Regions from separate parts of the Mus musculus genome. Here all the other regions are linked to region 1. A link is a loop called in an ENCODE intact Hi-C map of the cell type or tissue named here. Cell type or tissue: left cerebral cortex. All regions are shown on one strand. Each heading gives the region's core, and the rest is flanking DNA. Links, peaks and the distances in the headings are about the cores only. Region 1 has its middle 57 kb from the start of Gm30366. Region 2 overlaps Hspa4 (heat shock protein 4). Region 3 overlaps Fstl4 (follistatin-like 4).

What was found. Peaks named below come from ENCODE experiments on the same cell type or tissue, not always from the same donor. Only the 100,000 strongest peaks of a DNase experiment are listed, where the experiment ranks them.
Region 2: it touches region 1 in a loop (10-fold over the local background); 13 of 42 quality-filtered maps call a loop at or near these places.
Region 3: it touches region 1 in a loop (3-fold over the local background); 9 of 42 quality-filtered maps call a loop at or near these places.

What each region holds. Positions count from the first base shown.
Region 1 is chr11:52,517,201-52,527,976 of GRCm38, forward strand. No RefSeq gene overlaps it. Among named protein-coding and RNA genes, the nearest start is that of Gm30366, 57 kb to the right of the region's middle. In left cerebral cortex, for the core only: a CTCF peak has its summit at 4,915 (motif pointing right); DNase peaks (open chromatin) are centred at 2,807, 4,917, 5,432, 6,088 and 1 more place; H3K27ac peaks cover 879 bases.
Region 2 is chr11:53,249,328-53,260,103 of GRCm38, forward strand. Hspa4 (heat shock protein 4) reads right to left here. Exons shown (of 19, transcript NM_008300.3): 19 at 10,487-10,776. Among named protein-coding and RNA genes, the nearest start is that of Hspa4, 46 kb to the right of the region's middle. In left cerebral cortex, for the core only: CTCF peaks have their summits at 5,245 (motif pointing right) and 5,798 (motif pointing left); a DNase peak (open chromatin) is centred at 5,797.
Region 3 is chr11:53,027,490-53,038,265 of GRCm38, forward strand. The region is part of intron 4 of Fstl4 (follistatin-like 4); the gene reads left to right. Among named protein-coding and RNA genes, the nearest start is that of Gm11186, 87 kb to the right of the region's middle. In left cerebral cortex, for the core only: a CTCF peak has its summit at 5,078 (motif pointing left); a DNase peak (open chromatin) is centred at 5,070.

The DNA of each region.
Region 1 (10,776 bases), core at 1,612-9,611:
GACTGTTCTGAGAGTCAGACCTCTCTTTCCACCATGTGGTTTCTAGAGATCAAATACAGTAGTCAGTCTTGGCTGCAAGTGCCTTTACCCACTGAGTCATCTTGTCTACCCTTCAGAAAGAATCCAAATGGGAAAATCGTTATAAGAAAGTCTCGTCTGCACCGAGGTTCCAGCAGGAGTGGGCTTTAGCTCCCTCTGCCAATCTGCAATCCTTCTTTGTGTCCTTGGGAAACAGTGAAAGCTGGGGTGGTCACCTATTCTTGGCCATCAGTGCTTTGCCTGCATGTATGTCTATGCCTTGTGTGCATGCAGTACCCATGGACGCCAGAAGAGGGCACTGGATTCCCTGGAACTGGAGTTCCATGGTTCTGAGCCATCCATCATGTATGTGATTGAAATTAAAACCCGGGTCCTCTGGGAGAGCAGCCAGTGCTCTTAACTGTTGAGCTGTCTCTCCAGCCCCTTGGGTTAGTTTTGTTTCCTGTTTGCAGGGAGTAAAAGTTCCCTTGGTAAGGTTTTCTCCAGAGATTGGCCCTCCCATGGGTGGGCTGGCTCTAAACTCAGCTTTGTGTCAGGGGCCCAGGCTCCATAAAGCCCACCCACAAGGTATGGCAGCCCCACATTTGTGCACATGGAACTATATCCATTTATGTCTCCTGACCCTCCAGGCCACCAGAGTGTATTTCCAGTCCTTCTGCGTCTGTGACACCATGGCTTTAGCTTCTTACACGCGTCTTCAATGCCTGGGATTCTAGACTGTGAGTGAATTAACTCAATAAAACCCAGGGTTGGGTTTCAGCTGTACCTGATTGGGTTTCACTTGCCGCGTTCAGGCCTATCTTTGCTTTCCAGCTTCCAGAATCTTCTTCACAAGGCTCCTGCTTCCTTGGTAACACGCTGTTGTATAAACCCAACCCAAATGGTTTGAACCATAGAATTATCTCTCCTGACAGGGTCTAGTTTTGACTGAGTCTCAGCCATGCCACCAAGGCCACCCTTTGTTTCTAGTTTCTCACTCTGTGGTTGGTGATCTCCTTCATGGTCACAAAATATCTGCAGGGACTTAATCCAGCCCACATGCTTATTTTTTTTTCTCCCTCCTTCTCTACTTCTGAACTGGTTGGTTTCCATTTTACCATTTGAGGATCTCATAAATGCATGTAGTGTGTTTTGGTCAAATAATTTCCTCCTGTCTATGCCTGAATTCCCTCCCCTTCCCCCAAATCACGTGCTCTCTTTTTTAATCCCTTTGAATTCACCTAGTGCTGCCTATATGTCTATGGATGTAGGAACGCGGACACCGGCAGTCTGTGAGGAACCACATCTCTGACTACCCTTCTTTCCATAGCTATCAATTGCCAATAGCATCTCAATTAGGGGTGGGACTTTGCAAGGCCCTTCTCTGCCCATGCTAGCATTTTGTCTGGCTAGTTTATAGCTACTGTAAGTTCGTGTGGGCAGTGGCCCTGCTAGGTCCAGCAAGATATGTTTTCTTGCAGATGTCAGCTGTTCTTGCTAGCCGCTATTCTTGCATGTGAATGAATGCCCTCAGGTAGAAAGGATGAAAGCCCTTGCTGTTTATCTCCAGGATGTCCTGGAACTTAGTAGGTAGACTGGGATATTCTGGAACTTAGTAGGTAGACTAGGATGTCTTGGAATTTGTGGCAATCTTTCTGTCTCTGCTTCTTGAGTCCTGGAATTACAGGTGTGTACCACAATGCCTGGCACTTTCTCTGTCTCTCTCTTTCTCTCTGTCTGTCTATGTCTGTCTCACTCTGTCTCTGTCTCTGTCTCTCTCTGTCTCTCTGTCTCTGTCTGTCTCTGTCTGTCTCTGTCTATCTCTGTCTGTCTCTGTCTCTGTCTCTCTCTCTGTTGTGTAGTATATGGAGAACAGAAGAAAACCTCAGGGGTTGTTCCCAGAAAGCTGTCCATTTTTTCTTGGATCTCTTATTAGCCTTAAACTCCCCCAAAGAGGTCTAGCTGGTCCTTGAGCCGTAAGCATCTACCTGTCTCTGTTTCTCCACTTCTGGGGTTATAAGTGCTTGCGCCATCATGCCTGACTGTGCAGGCTCTGGGGATCCAACTCCTGTGCTCACAAGGTAAGCACTTTCTGATTAAGCCATCTGGAGCAGCCTCTCCACTCTCTTTTTAGGATAGTTAATTGTTTGAGTAAGTGTTATCTACATAGGTTTGCAAATCTAAAAGGCACATAACAGAATGTGTCCCTTTTATTCCTGCTTTTATCTGTTCACAAATTGGGCTTGATAGTCTCCTATAACTTCTTTACATAGTGATGTACAAGAAAATATGAATGTATAGTTTTGTACGTCCTATCCCTATTTTCCCAAACAATAGCATATTGTATGCATTTTCTGACATTTTGCTTTTATCGTCTATCAAAACATTTTGATGTATAAAATGCACTTTCACTATGGTTTTATAGCTGTGTCATATTACATTCTGTGGGTATAACCTTATTTGTTTAACCTGTCATCTTTTGATAGATATTTAGGTTGTTTTTCAATCTGCTATTATAACCAATTCTGCGACTATGTTAGCATTCTTGTAGGATAAATTCCCAGAGGTGGAACGACGCAGGCAAGAGGGATGTATATTAGTAACCTTGACAGCGATCTTCAAATTGCCCTTCCTAGGATCTGCACAGTTCATGCTCCCGTCAGCAATATTTAAAGGACCCGCTTCCCCACACAAACACAATGTGTTCTCAGCCTCTTGGTGTCTTGCCAGCCTGGCGGATGAAAATGGTCTGTGCATCTCTATTTAAGTGCTAAGAGACCATTCCCGGCTGCTCCTCCAGCAGTCTTGTGGTTCTGAGCAATGTCTCCTTGGCCAGAACTTTGTCCTGTATTTCTTCCTAAATCATCCATCAACAGGAGGAACAAAATCACCCTAATTGGTCTGAAGTTAATCTGGTTTTACATCCTGTGGTGGGCCTGGGATCTGGGCCAGACCTCCCAGTGCATAGTGCCTGCATGACACTGGGCTACCAATGCTAAGGGGAATGGTGGCCATGGATGGGTAGGTGCTGGGCAGTGTACCCAGTCTCCTAGCCTGTTAAAGGCTGCCTCAGACCTGGGCTGTTAAGGTCAGATAGTGCTGCCCTCATACGCTCCCATTCTTCTGTGGTTGGTGGGTTTTTGGCTGCCCTGGGGCGGGATGATGTCTGTGCTCGTAGGTAAGTTTGTTCCAAGATCAGATCCAAGATATTGGTCGTATAGACCCTGTCACGGAGGAGTATAGGTTTTAAAACTTGCAGTCTGGGTTCAAATCTCATTCAAAAATTGTTATCTGTTTATTCACCCAGCTTCTGTGTGTGTGTGTATGTGTGTGTGTGCGCGTGCATATGTGTAGGCCAGTGGTAAATTGATGGTGTCAACAAACATTTTATTTATTTATTTATTTATTTATTTATTTATTTATTTATTTATTTATTGTGTGTGTGTGCATATGCACACACCAAAGTATTTGCATGGAGGATGGAGAACAAAATTTCAGGAGTGAATTTTCTCATTCACCATGTTGGTCCAAGGGATCAAACTCGGGTCATCAGCTTGAGGGTAGGCACATTCACCCACTGAGCTACCCCATGGACCCTTCGCATTAATTTTGAGACAGGGTCTTTCACCGACTCTAGAGTTCACCCACCAGTTGGGTACACTGGCCAGCAAGCTCCAGGGTCCTCTCTTCTCTACCTCTCTAGGGCTGAGTTTTCATGGTGCCTGGCTTTTTACATGGATGTCCCAGATCAGGGCTCAGGCCCTCATATTTGATCAGAGCCACCTCTTTGTCCCCACACCCCAAGGCTCTCCAAACCTCCGAGTTCTCAGCTGTAAAGCTGAGCCCAGGACAAAGGCTTCTCTCAGGGGACCCTTCCATCACCAAAGTTGAAAGCCTGTGTAGCAAGCACACCACATAGGCTTTCCTGAACTAGGATGTCCCACGTCACAAGACGGTTCTGCTAGGTTTTCTTAGGTCACGAGTCCCTGGGAATAGTTGGGAGGCTCAGTTGTCCCAATGTCCCCAGGCCAGGTGTACAGCCAGGCATACAAAAACTACTTATGGACTGAATGAGAGAGTAGCAATAACTTAGGGCAAATCAGGCTGCTGCACACCCTAACGGCTCGGCATTCTCAGTCATATTGAGGAGGGAGATCCCCAGTACCAGTCCGCATCGAAGCATTCACACACGCGTGCCTCCTGACGACGTGCATGGTTTATCTATGGCATCTACACTGTATTGATTTATCAATGCCCATTTTGCAGTTGGATCAATAAGCCTAATTGCATCTCCGGTTGACATGGGGATACAACCTGTTTGCAGTACGGAGAGCAATCTTGAGTTGAGAACCTGCCCAAGTCTTTATTTGCTTTCCAATTTGTAGCTGCTCTTATGACCAGAGGCCAGACTTTGTTGCTCCAACACCAGGAAGTCAAGGCCAAGTGAGGCCTGAGGGCTCTGTGTGTGTGTGTGTGTGTGTGTGTGTGTGTGTGTGTGTGTATGAGAGAGAGAGTGAGAGAGAGAAAGAGAGCTTTGCCTACTTAAGGAGGAAAATGGATGCAGGGTGCCTGTTTCTGGGGTGGGTATCAGCCCACTTACTCTTGAATCTCTGGTCATGTTTCTTGTTCATTGGACATACTTAAATGCCTACAGTCTGTCCCACACAGTAGGGTCTATTCTACACAGTAGTGTCTGTCTCACAAAGTAGGTCCTACGTTCCACATAGTAGGGTCTGTTCCACGCAGTAGGATCTGTCCCACACTGTAGAGTCTATCCCACACAGTAGGGTCTGTCCCACATAGTACCAGCTGTTATAATGTTGGCAAACAAATGCCTCAATATTCTTGAAGGGCTTTGGGGGATGTTTGAGAGAAGATGGCCAAGCTCTGGCAGTAGGTGGCGCTATGTCAAAGTCTGAGGCCCAAGTGTGGAAAGAAAAAGCTTTTCCTGGGAGCTTCCAAGTCCTCAAATAAAATGGAAAATGATGATTACGCATTCCTGTCTTTTAAAATCTTCAAACAGGACCAAAAGGACTGACTCTGTAAACACAAAGGAATTTCAGTCAATGAATAGAAGAATATCCATTTATTAAGCACCTACTAAGTGCCTGGTACAGTATTAGCATATTAATTCTGCAGGAGTGTTCTTTATATCACACTCCCTTGTCTAATCCATCTCTATTGCTTACCTTTTAGAGGACTACATTGATGAATTGTTCTATTAAAGAAGGATAACGATATTTAAAGTCTTTAATGGGAGAAGAATCACAAAGGAGTTTTTAAGACTAATTTAGACTTGTGTGGAACATTCAACACATTATGCTAATTTTTTTTCAGAAGCTGAACAGCTTAGAAGGGGAAAAAAATCAGCCTGTTTTCATCTTGCTGCCAAAGCTGGTGATCTAGGCCTCATCAATGCTAACAAACGCACTCCTAATAGCAGTTTGCATTTGTTAGGCTGAAGAATGCATCTCTGGAAAACATTATTAGTGCTTACATTATCTTACAGATTACACTCACGTTCAACCCAGGGTCCCAGGAAAAATATAATGGCAGATTGAAGCCAATGGGCTATTTTTATGGGATAGAACTTCATTATTTTACAAAGTTGAAAGACATCTTTGAAGATTCAGGGATATGTGTGTGCATGCATGTGTGTGCATGAGACTGTAGGGTAGCAACACTGCTCTTCTCCCCAGACTGGGCAGAGGGAGAAGCAACCAGGCCCTGCCCCAACTCCCAGGCTGAGTTCGGCCTTGTTGCTAAGCCCTTTTTTTGCTAAACCATAGGCTCCATGGGTTAGGGCACAGGGGTTCTGATTTCTATAGGCACCGCTGATAGCATCAGTCCCCTGGCTGAGCAGAGGCTCTCAACCTATGGGACCAGTAGCCAGAAAGACAGGGTTAGACTAGGAGCATGGAGAACCTACAGGGGCTCATATCCTTGAAGAAAGATGATTCTTCTTTTCCCGGTAGCCATCAGCTGCCAATAGCTCCTCAGCTAAGGGTAGGGTCTCATCTCCCCTTCCCCATACATGCTGGAATACTGACTGGCTTGGTCAAGCATCCACAGCTACTGTGAGTTTATGAATGCATCAGCAGTGCCAGGGGGCTGGGACTTCCTCGATTCCTTTCCATTTGTTAGTGACCCAGTTGCAGAAGCCACCAGCTTCTTGTGGTCTTGTCTCCAGAAGGAGTTTATCTCTGGGCTTCTTCTTTCCTGTACAGGGAAAGAGATACATTCTCTCTGACCACCGATAGATATCACTTCAACCAGCAGGAAATGTGATGTGGCTCAGGTCGGCTGTCCCAGCAGCAAGAAGGTCACGGGAACCTGGGACTTGAGTGGGAGGCAGGGTAGAGAGGGCCTTCTGTTGAAGGAACTGTTGCTCAGACTGTTTTCACACTGAGTATTCACACTGAGTATTCACACTGAGTATTCACACTGAGTATTCACACTGAGAGTCTCCACACTAAGGGTATTCTCGGGGTACATTAAGTAGAGGCTCTGGGTTTATTGTCCCAAAGGGGAGGTGGCTCTGTGAAGAAAAGCAGCTGGACCATTGGCACAAAAGTTGACACACCTCCCCATGTCCCCTCAGCTTGGCTGGGCTCAGCACAGCCACAGAGTCCAAGCCTAGATCTCTAAGCCTCTGTGCAGGGCTGGCTCCTGGCATAGCTTCAGCCAGGGCAGCAGGAGCTGTCTCTTGCTCTTCCCTCCTCCTCTTCTCTCTTCCCTTCCTTCTGCCAACTTCATTCTTCCTCTTCTCTCTTGGTTGGTTTGGTTTCTCGAGGAATCTGGAGGAAAGAGGCTCTCAGAGGAGGCCATAAAACCTTGGGAGTTCAGGTTTCTATCACACAGGGGAATGTGGAAGCCGATGATAGTCTATGAAAATTCAATAACCCTTGAAAACAGCGCCAGAGTTGCTCTCTGTAAATTAAAACAATGGGTACCAAGGAACTGTCTCTCACTCACCTCTACTACTGAGAATGTGGGACCAAAGAGACTTAATGAGGCGTCCGTTTTTTTTTTTTCTATAAAAATATAGTTGATTTATTTGAATCAATCACAGATGCAGAAGGTGGCCGATGATTGCGTTTTAGTAATAACCAACAAACAAAAGCCTCCTTGCCTCTTGTAGTTGGGGACAAATAAACAGATACACAGAAATTCACATCCCAGTGGGAAGATGCAGAGATGTGCCAGCCATCATACCAGTCTAGTTTGTTAAGCAGCAGTGGCTGTGTTAATCAGGTCCTGGCGGCTGTGGTATTGTTAGAAGGGACAGGAGAGTGCGGGTGGCATGACCATGTTCTGCTCTATCTGATGCCTTTGACCTCCCCCAACCTGTTGTTTCCTTTAATGAGAACCCTGGAGCTGAGGTCTTGTGTGTGCCCGGAAGCCTTGTGAGGGCGCTTAGCTCTCCAGATGCCTGGGTCTGTCTGTCTGTCTGTCTACCTATGTATCTCTGTGCATGTATGTACCTATGTATATCTGTGTATGTGCACATTTGTATTTTTGTCTGTGTGTGCGTATCCTTGTATCTCTGTATCTTTGTGTGTCTCTTAATATATGTATGTAATGAATGTGTGTATGTATATAAGTATGTGTCTATATATCTGCATGTATATGTCTGAGTATGGGCTTGTGTGTGCTGTATCTATGCATCTCTGTACATTTGAATAACTGTTTGTGTATATGTGTCTCTGTGTGTATATATGCAAGTTTCTGTTTACGTATGTGTGCAGCATATATATGTGCCTGTGTGTATATATATATGTACCTTTGTACATCTGTGTATCTATGTGTATCTGTATACATCTGTGTTTCTACATTTGTGTCTATGTATTTTTTGTATCTCATCTCATTTTGTGACTCAATATGTGTGCTTGTGTCTATATACGTGTATGGTATATATGTGTGTCTGTGCTTCAGAGCTGGTGTGTTTCTATGTATATCTGTATCTATGTCTCTTTCTGTGTGTCTATGTGTGTTTATATATCTGCATATTTGCCTCTGGGTGTGTTTATGCCTATGTGTGTCTATTTGCATATCTATCTCTGTGTTTCTGTGCCTATGTGTGTGTGTCTATGTATCCCCATATATATGCATATGTGTATATATATGCATATGTATATATACACATATGTATACACACATACATATATATGTCTCCAAGTGTGTCTGTATATCTGTGTGTCTAACCTGTGATGTGTGTGTGTGTGTATGTGTGTGTGATAAAGAGGGGCCATACTTCTCCCTGCTCAGTCACACATAGTGTTCCCCTTTTGCAGAATTCCCATTTCAAAAACTCGAGATCCAGGCATCCTGTTCCATCAAGTGATAAACTGGCAGAGCAGAAGACAGTCCGCCTGAGGGGGATTAATTAACTCCCTTTTTAGGACAAAGAACATTCTCTCTAAGATCCAAAACTCCTCCACAGTCCCTGTGCAGCTTCGGGTAGGAGGTGAGGCAGTGTGCTGAGTCCAAACCTACGGGAGATCTGGAACTGGAGGTTCCCCCGAGACCCCAGATTTGAGATATCGGTTTCTTTCACCCCAGCAGGTGATGTGCCCAGTGCCATGCAGGCTCTGTGCTTTGAACTCCATGGAGGGCTGACAGTGACAGGGAGATGGCTGGGTCTGGTGAGGGCTCTCAGGGAGGCGGCTTCAAAGGATTAGAGTCAATGTGTTCTCACATGTGGCCTTTGTGTGCTGGTGTGCTTCCTAGGGGTCTCAGATGTACACAGAGATGCACTTGGTGTGCAAGCCTCTGTCGGCTTATGCATACGTGTGCACACATACACACACCCAAGTAGCAAGCTGGGTTCACCCTGCTGTGGCAGCCAGGGACACCCCACTGTTAGGAAACGGATCAAAGGATGTTAATGGATCAAATATTAAATGGCAGCTAAACACTGCACTGAATAATTCACCTTTCTTCATGTGAGCAACTTTGCACTGCCTGAAATAGGAAGTGGTTTTCATGCCGATAACGGTGTTAGCAGGGGGAAGCAGGCAGTGCTGTTTGTTTTCCTGAAGTGTTAGGAAATGTGTGACAATCCAAGTCTTCACTTATTAAATTCAGTCCTATGGGAAAACAGTGTCAAGATTTTCTCTCTCACATAGATTTTTTTTTTTTTTTTTTATGGAATTAGGTGGCAGGGGATTGGGAAACATTGGAAGGAAACCGTGGATGAGGGCATGGATTTTCTGGAACCCTGGTGGAGTTGAGGATGCTTCGCTTGGAGAAAAGCCCAGAGCATAAGGTTGGGGGCACCACCCTTATAGGCCAAGTCACAGCTCTGCCTAGATCCTGACCTGTGCCAAAGGACCTGGCAGAGTTGGTTAACTTAAATCTCTTGACGCAGTATGCTGCTCTGTTTGGGTGGACCTCGTCAAGTCGTATGGATCTTTTAAAGAGAAACGGGAGTGTCAGAGGCAGAGGTGATGTGGCATCAGGAGGCTTTGGAGTGAAGCTAGGGTGAGTTAAGGAGTGTGGGCAGCCTAAGGAGCTAGCAGATGCAATGTCCCCTTCGGGAAGGATGCGGCTGCACTCACAACATCCGTCATTCTAGCCAAGCGTAATCCACTTTGGACGTGTGACATTCTAAGTGCTGAAGGGAATATATTTGTATTGTTTTAAGTAACTACATCAGCTGTCATTTGTTATGGTAACATTAGGAGCCTGTCATGTAGGTCCTAGGGTCTTTCTCCCTGAAGCTCTGTATTACTCCAAATGACACCATCAGATTGGCGTTTCCACTTGTGGGAAACAGGTGTTCTTTATTGCAATTATAATTGGTTGTACCTAGAGAAACTAGCGTGCCATGCTCTGTATAGGAACTCTGCCTGTAGTATTCTGTGTAGCCCTCATAAGGTCTCTGTAGTCAGGTTCTAGCCACGCTGTGTTAGTTAGCGCAATAAATGTCAAACAGTTCAAACTCCAAAACATCACATGCCAAGGATCCACACGAGTGCAAACCTTGAGGGCAGATGTCCCGGCAGACCTGCCTACCTTCTTGTCATTGTTAATCTTAATTGTCAACTCGATGGGATTTAAAATCACTAAGGAGCTATATCTCTGGGCATACCCGGGGGCTGTTCCAGAGAGGTTTAACTGAAAGGGGGGAATATCTACCATGACTGTGGCTGGGGTATGGGTGGGGGGAGCTGAGCCCAACACTGAGCTTCCTGAATGTGGATACAATGTAAGCAGATGAATCACATTCTTACCATCCTAGACCATTCCCATGAACCATGAACAAAAATACTCCCTTCCTTTCTTGATTTGGTTTAGTTGGATACGTTGTTGACACTGCCCTTCTGAATAATAAAAGACCAGAGAGGTTGAGCTAGGTTAGCCCAGCAAGAACCTGCATCCAGCTCTGGGGGCTCAGGGCCCACATCACCAACCATTGTTCTGTCTTGTTTGAAAAAGTCTCTGTTGCACATTAGACACCCCTGAGCTTTATTTGGGTGTCTCACAGCTGTACCCGTGACACTTGTGTACCCCCTTTTCCTTGGCATGGACCACTTAGCCTCGCTGTGCTTGGTTCAGTGTCCTTCTTACTAAGTTGGCATAGTAAAACAAGATAAACAGTGGGAGGAAGAAAGAATGATTGAAGTGTTGCTGAAAAAAGAGAGAGCTGTCCAGGTGACATGGGGCCACAGGGTGTGGCGTCTTGGGATAGAGAGGACTGCGTGGACAGATGTCTGCTTCCTGCAGTTAGTTAACTGACTTCCCAGAGGGCTGCAG
Region 2 (10,776 bases), core at 1,049-9,048, 730 kb after region 1:
CTCAAGAGGTTCAGGCAAAAGAATGGCGAGTTCAAAGCCTGTCTGGATGACAGGGTGAACTCAAGGCTAGCCTGGGCTACTTATTGAGGCTCTGTCTCAAAAAAATGCAGACTTAGGAGTGAGAGACTGGGGCTGGTGAGATGGCTCAGTGGGTAAGAGCACCCGACTGCTCTTCCGAAGTGTCCGGAGTTCAAATCCCAGCAACCACATGGTGGCTCACAACCATCCGTAACGTGATCTGACTCCCTCTTCTGGAGTGTCTGAGGACAGCTACAGTGTACTTACATATAATAAATAAATATTAAAAAAAAAAAAGAAGAAGTCTTTAAAAAAAAAAAAAGGAGTGAGTGACTTAGGCAGGGTCCATTTCAAACCCAGCCTCTTCCACAGGTGCAAGGAACTGGTAAAAGCAGTAACAAGATTTTTTTTTCTCTCTTTTCTGTTTTGACTTGTACTAGGGAGAGATCCCCCGGCCTCACACACGCTGGGCAAGCATTCAGCCACTGCTACAGTAGAGCTGAATGCCAACTTCTGGTCTTACTTAACAAAAGAGCAGACAGCTCCACAGTACTCCCTAGATCCTGCAGGGGTAAGTGCCAGGTGCAGAGCTCTGCCTGACAGCCGCTGCCTGCCTGGGTTAGTTTTCGCTAGACTTGGTTATCACCTATGGCTCCAAGCTGGGACGCTTAGGTCTGGAAAATTTGTGTCAGACTCCAGGGCTGGGCCCCAGGGACTATCTTACTGCAGTCTGTCTGCTCTCTGGGAACCCATTCATTACCCCTCTCTAGAAAAGCCCTCCCAGAGGGGCCAGGCTGGAACTTCCAGACCCTATGAGGAAAGCTGGCCCTGGCCAGCAAGAAACCAGACGGGCTGAACTAAGGTCACTAGACCCAAAGAGAAAGCTCAGAACATTGTTCCTTCTTCCAGAGCCTGGGCCGGAAGACCTGTTGGGTTCCTGCTATCCCCTTCTACTGGGACTACCCAGCTCATGAACACAAGAAGGATGCCAGCGCCCCAGTCCAGGAGAAATGCCTGTCATGGCCACACACACCCCCCACCAACCCCCATCCCGGCTCCCCGCCTTTACTAGGCCTTGCTATGGATCTCTGCATCTTATCTCACAGTGTGGCCCGCCCTCACAGCTGCCTCCAGGAAGGAGACCTTTGGAACCTTCGGTCAGCCATCTATGCCTCTAGGACCCCTGCCCTGTGCCCCTATGAACGGCCATCTGAAGAGCTTGTCTTTGTCTCTTTGCTTCCCTAGGAGCAGTGTCCCCCTGTAGGAGTCTCTCCATGATAGCCAGACAATGCTAAACATGCTCTGTGCCCTGGCTTCAAGTTGCCCCTAGGGAATTAGGACAACCATCACCAGCTGCATTTTACACAGGAGGAAACTGAGGCACAGAACACAGAAGCTTTTCTTTTTTGCTACCACCTCACCCTGGGTCTGGGGCTTCCCAGCAGAGCCTGTGTCTCAGGCTGCAGCTGTGGCCCTGCGGCTGCGCAGGGAAGCACCAATAAACCCACTCTTAGCCTCTTTGCGAACCCGAGCTGCAGAATGACAGTATCGGGCTCCCCAAATGCTGTTTACTGGTAAATCCCTGAGAATTTATAATCGAGTTGATGGGGCCTAACCGATGGGCCCAGGACAAAAGGAAGCCAATTACCCAACACTCTCTGCTGTGATCTTAAAACAGATGTTAGAGTGTGTAAAATGATGGCGTGTGCTTGGGAACTGCAGATACAATTCCAACCTTGCCTTTTATGGGCACTCATAAATGTTAAGTGCGGGAGGTCTACGACGGAAACTCTGCTCTTGCCATTTTGTGTTCGTTCCTCGAGCCAAGGCTGCGTTTCAGTGTTGGTGTGCTGGTAATTACCCATCGCACCATGCAGAAAAACACACTTCCAGTCCCTGGTTCAAGGTGCATCAGAGGACGGGCCACTCGGGATCATTCTAAAGACCCCAGTCCTGGCATGGAGGAAAAGGGAGTCACCAGTTGCTGCCTTTACACTTTATACTTTGTGTGGCACATGCCATCAGACCACCACATGCCATCAGACTGCCACCCCCTCGCCAGCCTTCCAGAACCCAAATTCAGGTATCACAGCACTGGGGAGGCTGAGGCAGGAATATCAAGAGTTCAAGGACAGCCTTGGCTATATGAGACTTTGTAGAAGCAAACTATAAAGGCTAGAGAGGTGGCTCCGTGCGCAAAGGGCTTACCGTGCACGTATAAAGGCATGAGTTCAGATCCCCAGACCCCACAGAAAAGCTGGACATGGTCCTCTCTCCTCCCAGCATTCCTGTGGCAAGATGGAAACGCAAGGGCCAGGTAATGCTTGCACTGGAGTGAACAGTGGGGATGACCCTGTCTCAGACTGGGTAGAGAGGGCACGTGGAGGTCAGAGGTCACCCTCAGGTGGCCTCCCTCCCTCAGGAGGTGTCTCAGTTGGGGTTTCATTGCTGTGAAGAGACGCCATGATCGTGGCAACTCTTATAAAGGACAACCTTTAACTGGGACTGGCTTACAGTTTCAGAGGCTTAGTCCATTGTAACAGGAAGCATGGTGGTGTGCAGGTAGACATGGAGCTGGGGCCAGACAGCAAAAGGAGACTGTCTCACTGCATGAGACTTGAACTTATATAAGACTTCAAAGCCCGCCTCCTACAGTGACACACTTCCTCCAACAAGGCCACACCTACTCCAACAAGGCCACACCTCCTAATAATGCTACCCCTTTGGGGGGCTACCACAGGAGGCACCCACTTGTTTTGGAGAATCATGCCTGGAGCACAACTGATTCAGCCATCAAGGCCCAGGGGATGAATATCTCCACCTTCTCAGCACCGGGATTAGGAGCATATATCACCAAGACAGGCAGTTTTTAAAATAGATGCTGGGTGGGGATTGAACTCTGGTCTTCATGCGTATGTGACAAGCACTTTACCACCTAAGCCATCTTCCCACTGGACAAGGTTTTTATGGCTCTGAACTTCAAGCTCTTGCCAGTATCTGACCTGACTGACCTCTGCCCTGGATTCTTTTCTACCCCACAGTGCTGCCCCTTGCTCCCTGCATGCCTGGGGTCAAGCTGTCCCCCAGCCCTCTCTTTCCATTGTGCCTCTCTCAGCTCCAGGCTCAGCTGTCTGGGCCGCACTGTCCCTCTCTGCCTGATGACTGTTCATTATCCACTTATTTGCAGGCCCAGCTAGACAAAGAGCTGCATAATAGCAGCTGCAGGCCCTGTAGTAACCATGTTGCTAGGCCAGTGCAGCATCCCAGACTCCTCGGAGTGATGAACAAACCCAGCAAATAATTCAGCCTATCTATCTGTGATAGCCCCAAGTCCTCTCTGACGGTTGCCATGGCATTTGGGCCAGAGCTCCCCTGTTCCCCTGTGGATGCCCTGTCCTGTACCCAAAGCACATGGTGGGTGGGGTGCCCGCCACGCAGCCCTGCCAGATTGTCAGGAGCCATTTATTTTGTAAACTCAAATTAGCAGGAAGCAATTTTGTTAATAGTCAGAGCCACTTGATGAGTTGGCTCTGATTTAGGGCTCCTTTCGAAAGCATCTGTGAAAGCTGTATAGAGCAGGCTGAAGCTGGATCTGAACTAATGGAAATGGTGTGGCGTGGCCAGCTGACCCAGGAACAGCCCCTGAGCAGCCAGGATCCCTCATGCCAGAGAGCCATTCTCTAGTTTGAGGGAGGGATGGCTTACTATGTATGTACCTGAGTCAGAACGCTGGAGACGACAGGCTCGGTTAGAAAGGACAACTGGGGCGGCAAAGGTAGTTCAGGTGGTAGGGCTGCTAACCCAGCAATGATGAAGCCGTGGGTTCAGTCCCCAGCACAACATAAACTGGGCAGAGTAGTGCATAACTAGGATCCCAACACTTAGGACATAGAGGCAGATTGAGTTCAAAGTCCTCTAGTGGATCTGAGTTCAAGTTTGAAGCCAGCCTGGGTTACATGAGACCCAGTCTCAAAATAAATAAAATGGCTAGCCTGTACCTCAGTTGGTAAAGGTTCTTAGCTAGTGCACGTGAAGCCCTGGGATAGAGTCCTGTGTCACAGAAGGAACAGAAAGTAGCTCAACTCCAGCCCAGAGGCTAACAGCCACTTCTCCCAGGGGGAGGGTTCTGCAGTTGCTGGGCCCTCTCAGGACTTACCCTGGCTTGCTAGAGACAGGAAGGAAGGTTCTCCTGAAGCTGTGGAAGCTCGGGACTGCCTGGGACCTGCTGAGACAGGGGAGGGTTTCAGGCTGATTCCAGGTAGCATAAATGTCTATGCCAGTCTCTGTCAACCCTGGTATATTGGTGTCTGTATATGCTGCTTGCTGTCTGTCTACCCACTCCAGTGTCTGTCTACCCCAGTGTCTGTCTATCCCAGTGTCTGTCTACCCACCCTAGTGTCTGTCCACCCCAGTGTCTGTCTACCCACCCCAGTGTCTGTCTACCCACTCCAGTGTCTGTCCACCCCAGTGTCTGTCCACCCTAGTGTCTGTCTACCCACCCCAGTGTCTGTCCACCCCAGTGTCTGTCTATCCCAGTGTCTGACTACCCCAGTGTCTGTCCACACCAGTGTCTGTCCACCCTAGTGTCTGTCTACCCACCCCAGTGTCTGTCCACCCACCCCAGTGTCTGTCTACCCACTCCAGTGTCTGTCCACCCCAGTGTCTGTCTATCCCATGACTCTTCAGTGTTTACCCTAGTGTCTACCCCAGGTTAACATCAGTGCAAGAGTCTTCGTTATTACCCAGTAACACCACACTTTAGTGGTCAGATCTCTAGGTGTGTCTTAGTTACTTGCATCCAAGTACTTGACAGAAGCAACTTCTGGAAGGAAGGGTTGGTTTGGTTAAGGGCGCTGCCCATCCTGGTGGGGAATTGCATGCATACGTGGAAGCCACAGGTCAACCTTGGGTACTATTTTTTCCTGAGGAGGTATCCTCCTTGGTTTTCAACTCACATTCTCTCTCTGAGGCCCAGGGCGTGGCAAATGGGCTAGGCTGCTGGGCAACAAGCCCCAGGATCTGCTGCCTCTGCCACCACAGCACTAAGATATAGGTGTTCACCGCCACATCTGGCTTTTTACACAGGTTCTGCAGATTGAACTCAGCTCCTCGTCCTTGCACAGCGAGCATTTTAACCAACTGAACCACACTCCCCAGTCTCCACGATCTGCATTTTTCCATTTTTTTAACATGTCTTTATTATTTTTATGTATGTGGGTGTTTTTGCCTGTCTATGTCTACATGACATGTGTGCAGTGCCCACAGAGGCCAGAAGAGGGCACTGGATCCCTTGAAACTGGAACTACAGATGGCTGTGAGCCACTGTGTGGGAGCTAGGACTGGAACCCAGATCCTCAGGAAAGAACAGCCAGGGCTCTTAACTGCTGAGCCATCTCTCCAGCCTTCAACTTGCTGGTTTTTTAATTCACTCCAGACCCATGGGGTGGTGCCACCCACATTTAGGGGAGCTCTTCCTTCTCTAGGTGAACATCTCTGATAACAATTTCACAGGCACTCTGAGGTGTGTCTCCTAGGTGATTCTAAGCCGTCAGGTTGACGGTGAGGATGAAACATCACAACACAACAGATTAGTGACTAACACTCTCACGTCTAGCTGTTGTGTGGAACCAGACTGATTTGGCTTTACTTCACTAACCCAAAGATGGAGGAGCCACCTTCTCTTCTCCAAATTTCTCCAAACCTGAAGTCTGAATGGTGTGCTGATTCTGACCTGCTTGGCAACAACCTACCATAACAAAGAAAGAACGATGGCGCCCCCATGTGGCAGCATTGGCATTGCAGCTCGCAGAAGACCAGAGCTGGCTGGAGAAGAAACTTAAGAAATGAGAACTGGGTTTGGTGAGATGACGAGCGGACCTGCCCCAAATCTGAGGACCTGGGTTCAATTTCTACACCTTACATGGTGGAAGGAGAGAACTGACTCCTAAAACGTGTATCTGGCCCTCACAAGTGTGCAGTGCACACACAAAATAAATAGATGGAATAAAGCTTTACAAAAGAAATGAGAGCTACTTCAAAACCAGTAGGCCCCTTCATCCACGGCCTTGACTTCCTGTTTTAGTTCCCTACAGTTAGCCATGATCTGAAGGCATTAAGTGGAAATTTCCAGAAATAACTCGTGAATTTTAAATTACATACTACCCTCAATAGTGTGCAGAAACCTCATGTTATATGGCTCAATTCTTCCTAGGATACCACCCATCCCTTTGCCCAGCCTTGTGTGCTCTGTACTCCACTAATATACAGCATACTAGTACACTATATAGTACAGCCTATAGTGTCTATTATATACAAGACAGAACATCTCAACATTCTCTCAGTACTGTTCATCTCTTACCGCCCTTTCTTTCCCCCTGAAATAAAGCCGTATAGATTCCAGGCTGGCCTAGAACTTACTAAGGAACTACCGTGACCTTGAATGCCTGATCCCCTGCCCTTCAGTCTGCCTATAGCTGAGACTATAGGCATGTGAAATCACATCTGATTTACCCTCCCTAACTTATGCACTGAATTTTATCAAAGGTACGTATAGGAGAAAATCTAATATACATAGGATTTAGCACCACCACAGGTTCGAAGGGTCTTAGGTGGGTTTCCCCACAGATTTGAAGCGACTATGGTAACACCATGTTGAGGGTGGCTTTTTGAAAGTCCTCATCCACTATGGCAGACACGTGGCTCTCCAGAAGTCAGCTATGCTACTGAGCTTATAACGAGCACCAGCTTTGACCCTTTCCCCATCCAGAAAGGGGAGTTGTGGAGTGAGTCCCAGAGCACTGGTGGCTATTCTTGTCGCCATTGAAAATACCGCATCTCTTTAGTCACGGAGAGGCACCTGGACTCCAGTCGCTGCTTCATTGAGAGACCAGGCACAGAGGCAAGGCCCATCACTCAAGCAAGGGCCTTTCCAGACCACTGCATGGGCCTCTTGATGTTTCAGATACTATAAAACCTCCTGTGAAAGCTACTCTTGATTATCAACCTAACGGAATTTAGAACCCCCTAGGAGGCACACCAATATGTACCTGTGAAAATATTTCCCTGAGGTTTAACTCAAGAGGGAAGACCTGCCCCAGAGCAAGCAGAACCATGCCATGGGCCAGGGCCCTGAACTGAACGGAAAGGGGGCAGAGTGGGGTGACCCATGACTCAGCTCTGCTTCCTGCATGCTCTCATCACCCCACCCGCACCAGGATGGACTTGTGCCCTCAAACTGTGAGCCATCAAAGTCCTTCCTTAATTGTATTGCTTTTGTTAGGTACTTGTATGAGCAACAACAACAACAACAACAATAAAAGTAATACACAGTAATACTCCTTCCACTGGAATAGCTAACAGATGCCCTTGAGCTGGATACGCCTTCTGATCCAGCTCACCCTGCAAATATCTGACTAGTGTTTGTCCTGGGAGCTGAGCCACAGCTTCCCCTCTGCAAGCACTAGCCAAACAAATAGTAGGCTGATATTGCTTTAAAGTATAAGGAGGGGTTTTAAGATTTATCATTTTTAAGTGTGTGTGTATGTGCAAGCAAATGCAGTTGCCTGCAGAGACCAGAGGTTTCCAATTCTCTGGAGCTGGAATTACAGACGGCCCATTATGAGCACTGAGAGCTGAACTCAGTCCTCTGCAAGATCAGCAAGCACTCTTAACTGCTGAGCTGTCTTTCCAATCCCAATTTTAAAGTAAGTTTTTTAGTTCAGGTAGAAAACAAAGCAGAACAATGTGAGTCCTGCAGCAGTGGTGGAAAAAAGCCTGCTAACTGGAGATAAGAAAAGCAGTCGTGCTGCTCTCTCTTCCTCCATTGATCCAGGACTCCAAATTTTTAACAGGCACCCAGCCCTGTATGGATTTAAGTCTCTGCACAGCTCATGAAAGGGCCCAAGACAAATACAGCTTTCTATAGTGTCTGACTCTGAGTGTTGGACTTGAATTTTGCAAATCCCACTGAGTAACTGGAAGCAAATATCCCTCTATTCTCTCTTCCTGAATGCATGCGCCAGAACTGGACAGCAAGGTTATGGCCAGCCCGTGATTGCCCTTGGGTATTGCACAGATCTGGGAAGCATGTCTGTATTGTTAACATTGCCTAGGTCCCTTCTTTCCCTGATCCCCCAGAAAAGCACACCTTCCTGCTTTCTGTCTTGCTTCCTGGGCTGATGCCTGGCTAGTGGATACATGCCCTGTGGTGAGGCAATAGGGTTGAAGTAGTGAGCCCTTTACTGCCATGGCATGGGTCCTATGTAGGGAGAAGTCAGACGCTGGTTGGTTGAAACTTACCTTTATGGACCATGCTGGCCTCAGATTCCGCACACCCCTCCTTCTTACAGTTCTTACAGCAGCCTCTGCTTCAAACAGCAGCATCCAGTGCACAAGGGCAGTTGTGTTTCAGGTCTGTGAGGGTCATGTCCTGGGCTTGTCCCCAGCCAGAGCCATCCAAGAAATGTACTGGCAAACCATGAGTGAAGAAGAGTGGTGAGAACCATCCTCATTTAATTCTAGACCATGGGCACAGGACACCGCCCAGCCTGCCAACTGATCCCGTTTCCAGCAGGCTGAGAGTGCCTGGGAACTCGTGGGTTCTCTGAACCCAAGCTCCTTAGGGGCTCAACCAGCTCCCACCTTCTGGAACACTCCTGAAGCATCTAGACCTACTAGCCATTCCATTTCTCATGGTTGAACTCCCTCTTCCCAACCTTCTGTTCTAGAAGGTTCTACTTCCTTTCTGGACACTTCTAAATATATCCAGGACAGCCCCAGCCCTGAGGATTCCTTCCACAGCTACCTGGAACTACAACAGTTTTCTCTATCCTCTACAACCTTTACAACCAGCAGCTGACCTACCATGACCCCAACAGACCTAAAGTTCCACATCTATTTTAGAATTAAGGCCTTAAAGTCATTTATCCATTGCTTACTTATTCTGGAGCATCCCACTGTAGTGCAGACCAGCCTCAAACTCACACACACATAGGCAGATCCTGAACTGTGATCCTCCATCCTTCCACTCTCTACTCCATGAGCGCTGCGATTACAGACATGCACCATCATGCTGGCTCCAACTAAGCTGTAACTCCAGCTCAGGGTCTTTCTCTTCACTTTTGTTTTTGCTTGTTTTGCCGAGACAAGGTTATCACTGTGCCCTTGGCTGACCTGAAACTCACTGCACAGACCAGAGTGGTCTTGAGATCCATCTGCCTCTGTCTCCCATGCCATTCTGTTTAAAACAATTTTAGGTCAAGCATTGTGGCTTTAATCCCAGCCACTCGGGAGACAGGCAGGGAAGGGAGATGAGCTTGAGGATAAAATGTGGCTTACAGTAGAGCACTTGCCTGCTATGTGTGAGCCTTAGGTTTCATCTTCAGCAATGAGACAATGAAAAGTCAACCAGACTTCTAACCTGCCACTTCTTGCCTTGTCACTTATTCCCCTAAAAGCAACTGCCAGTTTTTCACCATAGGCATAAGCTGGAGCCACACTGAAATCCTTCCCCCTCCTTCAGGTACATCTTGGCTCCTTGTAAAACTCAGCCACTGGTAAACAGATCTAAGTAGTCACCCAGGCCCTTTCTACCACTTTCCTTACACAAGTCACCTGGTTCTTCATGCCTCCAGATTCTGACAGGGTTTTACACACACACACACACACACACACACACACACACACACACACACACACACACACACACACACACACACACACACACACACACAGAGCAAAGTGACCGCAGTGGACAATTTGACATCAGTCATTGCTTTACTCCCACCCTCACAGTCCCCACAGCCCCACGCAGGGGCACTGCTGACCATGCCACCCGATGCCGTAGAACAGCTATGGCCAGGCCCACCCCAACCTCTCCAAAAAGCATAGCCCAAGGCATGACCTGAGGCTGGGTGTGGCAATACATACCTTTAATCCCACCCTGGGGAGGCAGCAGCAAGCAGATCTGAATCTGAGGCCAGCATGGTCCATAAAGGTGAGTTTCAACCAACCAGCGTCTGACTTCTCCCTACATAGGACCCATGCCATGGCAGTAAAGGGCTCACTACTTCAACCCTATTGCCTCACCACAGGGCATGTCCCCAACTAGCCAGGCATCAGTTCCTAGCAGATTCTGGCCCTACTCAGTCCTGGCACTTATGTTAATACTCTGTGCCATCTACCTTCTACCATCAAATCTAAAGGCCAGCCTCGCAGAAGATTACTATACCAAGAACACTGGATTGCTATTCTCAGGGGCAGAGGGCTCCAAAATAAGCACACAGGCAAGCAGCTAAGGCAGGATGATGGACTGCATTCAGGCCAGCTTATTCTGTTGACAGTCTCCCCCAGCCTGCCCCTACCCACCCACCCACATATATAACTACTCAAGTAAGTCCCCTACACACACACACACACACACACACACACACACACACAAACAGCCCACTTAAGAAAATTAAGAAAACCATTCAAGTTAAGACAGGTTTCTTTTATTAGTTTTTCCTAAACTTTGTCTCATGTTAACTGTTTTTCTTAGTGTAAGAATGTGACCTAGAGTTTTTAACAAACCAGTTTGGATAATGCAACCCGGATAAACACTTGTTTGCACACAAGTCATCAGTTGCCATCTGGCCAGCCTCCACATACATCCAATCGGTCTACAGACATAGCAGAAGCAGACCATCTGATTTCTAGCTTTTAATCTTAAACTTCAAATTCACCCCCATCCCAGCACCCAAACCCTCCCACCCCCACCCC
Region 3 (10,776 bases), core at 1,521-9,520, 510 kb after region 1:
ACCATCAGGCTGACTGGTTGTAATCATCTCCTGCCTTTTTCTCTTCTGAGCTGGGACAGGTCTTCTCTTCCTCTGAGTATCCCTCACTGCTCAGCCTCCTAACTATGCCTTCTGCCACCATCATCCTACATACTTTGCCTGAGCCTCTCAGCTGGGAACACAGGGCAGCACCTGGTTCCTCCTCTGCCCTGGAGAACCCCTGTGTCAGGACATAATCAGGAGTATCAAGCTCTGACTAAATGCGCAGTACCGAATCAAAAGATAGTCAGTCAAAGTTGGAGTGACCAGAAAGCTTCCAGAAAAGGGAAGATGGTGACCTTGGCTAAGCAAAGGAGCATTAAAACCTGACTCTCCTGAGGATGTAGTTGGTAAAGTAGTTGCCTAGCATTCACAAAGCCTTGGGTTTGAACCCCAGAACTGCATAAACCAGGCATGATGCTACATGCCCATAGCCCCATCACTAGCGAAACAGAGACAGGAAGATAAGTTCAAGGTCCTCTTCAGCTACAGAGTTTGATACCATTCTGGAATACTTGAAATTCAATCTTAAAATAAAGAGATATAACTGGTTATATCTTTACATTTATATCATATTTTTATTTATGTGTATACCACAGTGTGTGTGTGTGTGTGTGTGTGTGTGTAAGCCAGAATACAGCTTCTGAGAGTTCCTTCTCTTCCTCTACCATGTGGATCCCAGGGATGGAGCCCAGGTAATCAGGTTTGGCAGCAAGCTCTTTACCCACTGAGCCACCTCACTGACTCTGGCCTGTGGTTTTGCCACCACCAGGAAATGTCTCAACTGTGGAACTCTTCCAGGTTAATTGATCTAAGCCCTGGTGGTGACAAATGACCCAATGACAGATTTGAAACAGAAAAATAAATATCACAAGGGTATGGTCCTAGGGTGCTGGCTGGGGTTTCTAAACACATACCATATAGCAGGCTCTCACCAGTCAAGATGGGGCCTGTCTTACACGGAGATCTTACAGAGAACAAAGTAGGTCAGGGAATGAAGAGGCTGGGTACCATGTCCTGGAATTCTGATCTCATTGGGTTGTGACTCAAAACCGACTTCCTGCTGGGTGTCCTCCCTCTGTCCTGCATAGTCACAGGGTCAGCCTGCCTTCCTCTCAGTCCCCTGCTGTTGTAGTATTCTGTGACCCTGCTAGGCATTAGGCGTCTCCATGTGAATCTCAGCCAAGGTCCTATGAGGAGCCGAGAGTCCAGGCAGTGATTAACTAGAGGACCATGTGCCTTCGGTGATTAGCAAGATATACCATTGCAAAGAGCAGCCGTTGAATAATGAGCTCCTTGCTTTATTACAAGGCTTGACTCCCTTGAGCCAAGTCTAAATGCCAACTGAATCCTGAACTTTGAAAGATCCAAAGAGATTAACAGGAGCACAGTAAGAGCTACCTTGGATGGCTTTGGAGGCAGGCCATGTGCGGGTACAGAACCCAAGCCAATCCTAGAAGCCAGCCTCTATAGCTTCCTGCCCTCACCAGCAGGGGTAGCCACCAATCTTGGCTCAAGACTGACTTTTCTCACCATGAGAACTGAATCCATCTGCTGGAAAATCCCCCTTCACAAGAAAGCTCTTGGCCTGCCAAGTGATCTTCTCTTGGTTAAAAATAATAAAAAATAAAAATAAAAAGAGCAATTCCAATGGGCCAGACAGGGGCTGGGGACATGGCTCAGTTGGCAAAGTCCTTGCCTTGTAAGCAGGAGGACCTGAGTTGAATCCATGTCACAAGATCCAGGCACGTTAGCACATGCTAGAGAAACAGCAGAGAAGAGAAGCTTCCCAGCCGGGGTGCAAGAGTTTGAGTGTGTTGTACATAGGGTACTTTCTCCTTCTGGTAATGGTACGTGATAATACGGTCACCCCTGAGCTTGCCCGGCCCTCAACTCCCACTATTTCATATACTGAAAGCCAACTTCGGAAGCTGTAGAAAACTCCAGAATTACATCATTTTTGTAGCATGGTAACCCTCACACCATCCTGCTGCATCACACTCAGTATGTATGCCAGCCCTTTGTCCCGCAGCTCCGAAGTATGTATATATATGTGTGTATGTATGTATATGTATATAAACATATACATACATATATATATATGTCACCTGCCTGATAAGTAGTTACCTCAGCATTCAGAATGACTGCCACAGTTCAGCAATGCTTGCACACACAGTTTGGTACTTCCAGTTACAGACAGTCACTGGGAGTATTTGAGTCCACCCACAGAAGACTCCAGTATGCACGGGTCAGTGCCAGCCAGGAAAGCTTAGCTGAGCCTAGGTATTCGAAAACTGTATTGGAGATCAACTGACTGACTCTAGACACACCAAATCTCTAGCCCAGTCAGAGATGGGGCTAGTATTACCTGCTATGTGTGTTCCACCATAATCACACTGTAAGTGTAATAAAACTAGGTGGCATGGCCCAAACCTCAAAGATCAACAAAGGTGATCTTACCAGGGAACACATATCCAGGCTTAAAGTCACTTCCAAGGAGCCAGCGTCAAAACGCCAAATTCCTGATGGGACGAAGCTAATGTGCTCCAGACAAGGCTGGCAGGGCAGGATAAAGGCTCCTGCAGTTCTCAGAAAGTAGCATCTTGATCCTGCTTGTTGGGCTTGGGTTTATCCATAACACAGCACAGATAACAGCATTCCAGCTGACCAGCAAAGAGGAATGTGAAATTGTGTTTGGTTTCTATTCAGGTCTATCCCTGTCACCAGTGAGATTGTTTGATTTGTTCTCTCCCAAGGATCAGAGCTTGGCAGGCTCTTTAAAACCATTGCCTTTCCTTTCCTTTTCTCCATTCCTGATGTTTGATTCTAAACTTCTGGTGTGGTCGACAGCAGAAAACCCCACAGCGGCGGGGAGCGCTGCCTCCGCATGCTTCTGAGCATCTTTCATCCTCCAGGCGCAGGAGAGCTAAGGAAAGAAAATTTGGACATGCTGCAGCTGTTTAAATGGTCCTCCATACTGTAGAGTGGGACGGAACAATGTCGCACACTGTGGTGATGAAATGGCCTTCCTAGGATACCCTAAAACCCAGGGTCTGACAGGAATAAAATGAAACATAAACTTTCCCAAGGCTACTTTTCAAAAATCTCTTGAAAACTGAGAAGCTGCCCTGTGGCTGTCCCCATGTGTGCTTCTGGGTTGCAGGTAGACCCTCTGGCCCAAATCTTCCACACAGTTCCAGAAACAGCACCTGTGACCCCATACAGCACCAGACAGGGCTGTGGACTCGTCTTTATTCCGCTTTGTAGGGACATCCACCCAAACTTCAGCCAGGGGGAGTTTCTAAGCAGTCCTGGGCTCAATATTTGGATCCTGAAGATGGCTGCACTGTTGTAAATGATCATCCTGCCATATGTGTAAGAAACTTCTAAGCTGGGCAGTGGTGGCACACGCCTTTAATCCCAGCTCTCAGATAGAGGCAAGCAGATCTATGTGAGTTGGAAGCTAGCCTGGTCTACAGAGTGAGTTCCAGGACAGCCAAGGTTATATGGAGAAACCCTGTCTTGAATAAAACAAACAAGGGGGGGGGTAGAAACTAATGTATGAGTCATGTGCTAATACTTTGAATCACTGCAGTGAGTCTAGATTCTAGGTGCTGGGTTTCACCTGGCATTTGTCACCTTGCTATATGTAATAGGTCCTCTAGGAAGGTGACAGGAGTGACCTGGGAAGCAGGAAGAAGGACATCTGCTGGGTGACCAGAGAGGAGTTGGAACTAGTATCTCCTTTTGCAGTCAACTGCACCATAACTTTCACTCATCAACACTCTGAGGACCCACTGTGTCCTTGTGGCTGCTCCAAGCCATGCGGACACAGAGAGCAGACGCTATCTACCTGCAGTCCATTCTCTTCCCTCAGGGGGCGTGCATGTGAAGATGCTGAGGTAGAGGCATGGAGGACGAGACTAATGTGATAGGTACTAAACAGCTATAAGGAAGGCTGGGGAGAGGATGGTCAGAGTGCTTATAACCCAAGCGTGAAGACTGGATTGGGAACCCCGGCATCCATGTAAAAAGCCAAGTGTAACACCAACATGGGGAAACCGTGATAGGAGAATTTCTGGAGTTTGTTGGCCGGTCAGCGAGCTCCACTATTGCACTATTGAAAATTTAAGGGAAAGAGCAATCAATGAAAGCCTGGCCTTGACCTCTGGCCTCTCTGTGCACAAGCACACAGTACCCAGAGAAAGGAAGATAGGCGAGTGGAGTATTGCTTCCATAAGGAGGGAGGTATGGAATAGGAGACAACAGTGGAGCCTGGGCTATGTGCTGAAGGGAAAGCAGCCAGGCCAAAGACCTGGAGAAAGAGATTCTAAGCAAAGCTTAGCACATGCAAAGGCCCCAGGACTGGGAGGAGCCTGCAAGTCCAAGGCAGCAGATGCAGGCCAATGTGGCTAGAGCACCGGAAGTGATAGGAAAGTTAATGGCAGATGAGGCGTCAGCAAGGAACCTGAGGGCGTGGGACCTGGCAGGCCACAGTGAGTCACCTGGGTTGCCTGTTTACATTGGCAGTGGCAGTGTCTGCATGGCAAGGAAGGGGACCTGAGGATTGAATCCACTGCTTTGGTGGGTCCCATGGAACCCTGGGGGTCAGGAGCCTTGCATTTTGCAGGATGCCAAGGCAGATGGTGACCGTCAGCACCCCCACACCCCACCCACCATGGCAACCTTTTCAGCCTTCAGCGCTCTGACTAACTGGCCATTCTTCCTCTTCAGCACACTCTGAAGATGCTCTGTTCAGGAGGAAGTTGAAATGGCCAGCCCCTCTAATAACAGAATATTGAAAAGGTCACAGCAGTGCAGCCAAGTTCTCCCACCTACAAATCACAGAGAGCGGCAGCTCAGATAACTCACTCTCCTGACAAATCAAGAAGCAAGGACTGAAGACCACACCACTGATTAGGGCTCATCCAAATCCAAGGCCTGGGGAGAAATCGATAGAGAGAACATGGCTGTCCTGTGGTGCACAGGGTCGGAGCAGCAGGGATGCTGATTAGCTAGCTGATCAGTAGGTGGGAGACATGCTGCCCCCTGGTGGCTGCTCCCAGGACAGCGGGAGGGCCTGCCTTGTTTACCATCTCAGTTAGGAATGCTTCCAGAGGCAGTTACACTCTGCCCCAAAGTATGGAAAAGAGCCTTTCCCCAAATCATTACTAAGTAAAATGTTTGCCACTGAAAATCCAAAAATTTTATTCCTTTCTTTCCATATAATGTGTGTCCTTTCCTATTAAGAATTATTTTTCTGGAAATTAGCTTTTGCTCAGACCTGATGGATCAGACACCTAGGGGATCAGACCTATAATCCCAAGTACTTATGAAGCTGAGGCAGGAGGATGGAGAATCAAGGCCTGGCTAGAGAGATGACTCAGTAGGCAAGAACACCTTCTGTGCAGGCCTGGTAACCTAACTACAGGTGCGGTTGGATGCTTGCCTGCCACACTCCCTGCAGTGGAGGATGGAAAGAGAAGGAACTCTGGGGCTGGAGTTTGCTGGTCAACAGCCTAGCTCAAAGTTCAGTGGGAAACTTGCATCAAAGGAATGAATGGAGAGTCATGGAGCAACATGCCTGATTTCTTTCTCCGGCCTCTCTACAAACAAACAGGCATGCACATATTCACAAACACATGTGTGCATACATACACTCTCACACACATGCACACCTGGATATATACTCACACATGTGTGCATGGTCACATACACACACACACACACACACAGAGAGTCAGTCTTTGAGGAAAAAAAAAGCAAGCAAGAATGTGTAAAACTCCATCCTCATAAAGCAAAGACAGGTTTACAGCTTAATTTACCATGTAGCTCCACAAACAACGTGAAAGGAAAATGATTTAATTAAAGACTGGACAATTAACCTGCGTGCTAAGAGAGAGGACACCACACCGCCAGAGTTCCTGCATGCAAGTCCTTGTCTGTGGGCATTGGCTTCAGGGAATATTAATGGGTCCACAAAGCTGGATTTGAAGTGGAAAACTCACCTTAAGAAGAAATCTGAGAAGATTAGGAGAGGGATGAATGTCAGAAACGACTCTGATTAAGCCATGATAAAGCACGCCAGGAGCTGGGAGGGAGAGGCGGTACATGGGAGCTCTTTTTAAAACCATAGGCCCCAAGATTGCAGTGGGCTTTGGAGATAAGGGGACTGACATTTTGAGAAGGGTTGATTAAAAGCTTTTCGGCACAAATGCTCATTTTCACTGGGGGTTGAACACAAAAATCCATGGAGTAAATTGAAATTCTGAATGCTAAGAGAAGACTCAAAGATTTACTGCCACAAATTCAATTAAGTGGCAAAAAAAAAAAAAAAAAATGGAGCATCTTCTTCAGGGTTCATTTAGACACTAGCCTCATAACTGCCCAATTTCCCACGTCTGCTAATGGGATAAGCCCCACAGGGACCTCAAGTCTGGACAGGAGGACCTTAACTAAGGGCCAGTGTGCAGCCAGGCCCTTGGCACGGCACAGCTGATGTCTCCTTGACTAGAGGATTCGATGTCAAGTAGAAACACGCTCGGTGATCCCCACCCCCACCCCGAGGTTCCAGGCCTTGAGTCAACAGGCTTTACTCACAACCCACCTCATGCCTCCAGAAACACTTGACCTCAGGGATGATCAGTAGTCTCTAGTCTCAGCACTAGAGAGACAGGAAGGTCAGGAATTCAAGGCCAGCCTAAGCTACATGAAACCCTGTCTCAGCAAGGAATAAGCAGAATGAGCAGAAGGGGTAAAATTAAGTCACCTGGAATATAAACATAAGAATCTGGGGCCCTGACTGGGCACTATGAGCCACCATGTCAGGAAAAGATCCTCAGAAATAGCCAAGTCGGAGAGGGTGTGGTGGGGGGAGGGGCGGGTATGGGAAACTGAGGAACAGATTGACGGCAGCTGCAGTGGATGTTCCCTGATGCCTGTGAGGGCAGGGACAACCAGGGCAGGACCCCTGCTCCCTGTGACACACCACCTAGGCAAGCAAAGGCACCAGTCCCAGCCCTCTCCACCACAGGCTTAGCTGGGAGGCCATTTGACACCTGGCTCGTTTCCACTTCTCGGTGGACTATCCAGATGACTTAGAAAGAGAAAGGGATAAAGGGAGGTAATTTTCTTCTTTGAAAAACGATATAGCAGACCCCAAACCCCAAATGGAAATAAAGCAGGAACACATTAGACCAGAGGAGAATCAATAAAACAGATGAGGTTTAAAGAGCTGACAGCAACAGGAGACGGGAGAACAGGAATTAGAAGACAAGATTTTTAAATCCCAGACATTAAACGTGAGATAAGATAGAAAAAGAAGGAGTAAAAAACATAATGAATTTTGAAATTGAGTATTAAAAGGGGGGGCTAGGTTAAAAGCATGGAAATTAGTAATGTTAAAATAAAAGTGCGAGATAATGGGACTTAGACTGTAAAGCAGCTGGGCCCAAGAAAAAGCTGCTGAGGAAAAAGAAGGTGTGGAGGCAGGGGGATGCAGAAGGAGGTCCCGGCGGGGCCTACCAGTACAGAATGACTACCCCCTCGCATACCCTCCTGTGTCTTCCATGTGCTTTCCAGAAGGGCAGTTTTCAGATTTTAGCCAGGAAAAGCTGTCCTGTGATGCTTGAAGATGCAGACACCTCAGCCCTTGACCTCTTAGTAAAACCCTAGTGGATGGTCAGTGAGCTCCACAGAATGATCTAGAATGATCCATTGCTCAATGCAATGGGGTATTGGGCTAATGAGGACTAGTTAGCTAGTGTGTAAGTGGACAAATGAGCACACCCCACACACAACATCTTTCTGGAAGCAATGACTGGGAACCCAGCCAGATCCTCTTTCAGATGGAATGCCCATTTTTTAGAACAAATTCAATGTCCCCTCTATGGCCCTGAAATGATAGCATAGACTTCCATGTATCTCTTCCAAATAGGATGTGTTAACTGATACTGTTGTGAGGACCATTAGTGGAAGATGCTGCCGCTGTCCGATAGGCAGGTCCTGATGCAAAGCCACTGCAGAATTCCTAACAATGGAGCCTGATGCCTCTGTGTATGCAAGCACAGACGATACAGGTGCACTGAGTTGGCAGTTCCTGGGCCACCTGCTGTGTTACCACGGGCAACACAATAATAGTAAACAACTTTTGATAAAGTTCTGAACAAAGCAACATATATTCTTCTGTTGGTTTTCATAGTTGTCATAAGCCAGGAAAATTCCAACTACATTTAGCCATGCTGAAAGGACCGTGTGTTCACGTCCAACTGGAGCCCGTTCTGGCTTCAATGGCTATTGACATTTTCACACCAGTTTTCAAATGAGGGGCAGGGACAGATGACGATTTGCTCGTGAGAGGGCATAGCCTGTGCCACTCAGAAAGTCTGGCATCTCTGGTTTTGTCATCTCAGTATTAACAGCAATCAATCATTGTAACTACTGAAAATATTCTGGAACTTTGCAGAAAAACTGCTGTGAGCTCTGTCCTACTCGGAACCATTTTAGAAGGAGATGCTTAACCAACAGCTCTGAATTTTCTCGTGGCTACCACATCATAATTGCCCCAACTCAGTTTTGCAAAAAGAAGTTCAATGAATACTTATAGGAACAATAGCAGAGAACCCTGCAGGAGACACCTGTGAGTCTTGGCCAAGAAGTCCCTGTCAGACACTCCAGGGAGCCCTGTTGATTACCGGACAGAGACAAGAAAATAACAGTGGAGAAAGGATAGAGCAGCTACAAAACAGAAAAGGGATGTGAGCCCAGCAGAGGCAGACAACTACTGAAAGATGGCCAGCACATGACCAGCACATGACCAGCCAACCTTCGTAATGAGCCACACATAAGAGAAAAGGCCTGACCCCCAATGAGAGTTGTAGATAGCCATCAAGAATTCTTGTAGTTGGAAAAGCACTGATTTGCAAGTAGGAGTTCAATCTGAAGAGCCCAGGCTTTAAAAAAAAAAAAAAAAAAAAAAAAGTCAGGCACAGTACACTAGACAGGCAGAGGCAGGCAGATCCTAAGACTCATTGACCAGCTAAGCCTAATTTGTAGAGACCCAGATCAATAAGAAACCTTTCCTTAAAAAATAGTGACAGTATATCCCAAGGTAGATGGTGCCTGGGGAACAATGCCTGAGGTTGTCCTCTGGCCTCTACACTCACACACAGAGACACAATGACACAATTATTTCATCAACCTTAAAATCCTCAAATGCTACACAAAGGCAGGAGGCTTCCACTCCTAGGATAGATTCCATCCCAAATACAAAAACAATTCTTGGGAAAATCTAGAAAAAAGAAATGCCAGTGCCATAGAATAGGGATATTCTGCCTGCTCAGAAAGTTTATTGGTGCCATCCGAGGTCAGAAGTCAGGTTTCAGACTTACTCTCCAGAATCCGGGACTCGGGGAAAGTTAACTAACTCCATGTTCTTATTCTGAGTCGGTTAACTCATTTCTGAATTGGTTTCTTAGTCAGCAGAGACCTTCGAGGTTTATAAACTCCAAGGGAAGGGAAAGGTAGACATTCAATTCCGTTATTGTTATTGAACAGTTTTATTCTCAATGATTTAACTCCCCCAAGTTTTGCCTTAGGAGAAAAGAAATCATTATAGCATACGATGGCAATTAAACTCGCCTGTGCCAGGGAGTATCCATTGTGGTGATAATTGGAAGACACGGGGGCGTGGCGGGGATGCCGTCTTAGGAGAGATGGAGACATCCTCTGTTACTCTGGAACCTTATTTAGGATTTCTGGAGGGTGATACATTGCTGCTCTTCACTGCCTGAAATTAAAGTGGGTATCAGAAACACCAGCTCCTCTATGATCTCATTTTAACGTCTTCCCTTCGAGTGATTAGATGATGTAAAGATAACTTTGCTTTTTAAACGAACCATCTCTTGTTTCCCTGTAACTGTAATCACATCAGTTGGGTCTTTGCCTCTGGAATTTTATTGCCTTGCCTCGGTTCCCCCTCCAGGCGAGCAAACTCGGTAAATGTAAAGGCAGTTCACAAATCATGAAAGCTGGGTTATTACAGAAACACACACATATATATTATTGACTGAAAAGCAAACCCCAGAGACACTAATCATAATATTTATGCTCTTTAACTTGAGGTTTGAAGCAAGAATATTTTCAGATACAGATGGTGTGAAATGATCATTGGAACCATAACATTTTCTTGTGTTAAAGTCAGAGCCTGGAGTTAGCTTTGGATTAAGTTTCCTTCTAATTCGCTGTAAAAATGGGCTTTAGGAGGTGCTGAGGGGAAGCGTTAGTCCCTTTGATATTTATATTTACACACACACAAATATATGCACATATATTAAGAGTGTGTGTGCAACAAAACACCACGACAAGACAACTTACAGAAGAAAGAGTTTTTGGGGCCCTACAGTTTCAGAGGGTGAGTCCATGACTATTGTGGTACATAGGGACAGGTAGGCAGGCAGGCAGGCAGGCATGATTTTGGAGCAGTAGCTGAGAGCTCACATCTTGAGAGAACAGCCACAAGGCAGATAAGACGATCTAATTAGAAATGGTGTGGACTTTTGAAACCTCAAAGCCCAGCCCCAGAGACACATCTCTTCCAATAAGACCACAACTCCTAATCTTTCACAAAGTGTTTCATCAACCAGGGACCTACTATTCAAATCTATGAGCCTATGGGGCCATTCTCTATCAACACCCCCCTCCCCCAGTACACACCTCAGCCCCATAGGTTCCTGGCCAATGCATTTTGTCCAACTTCAA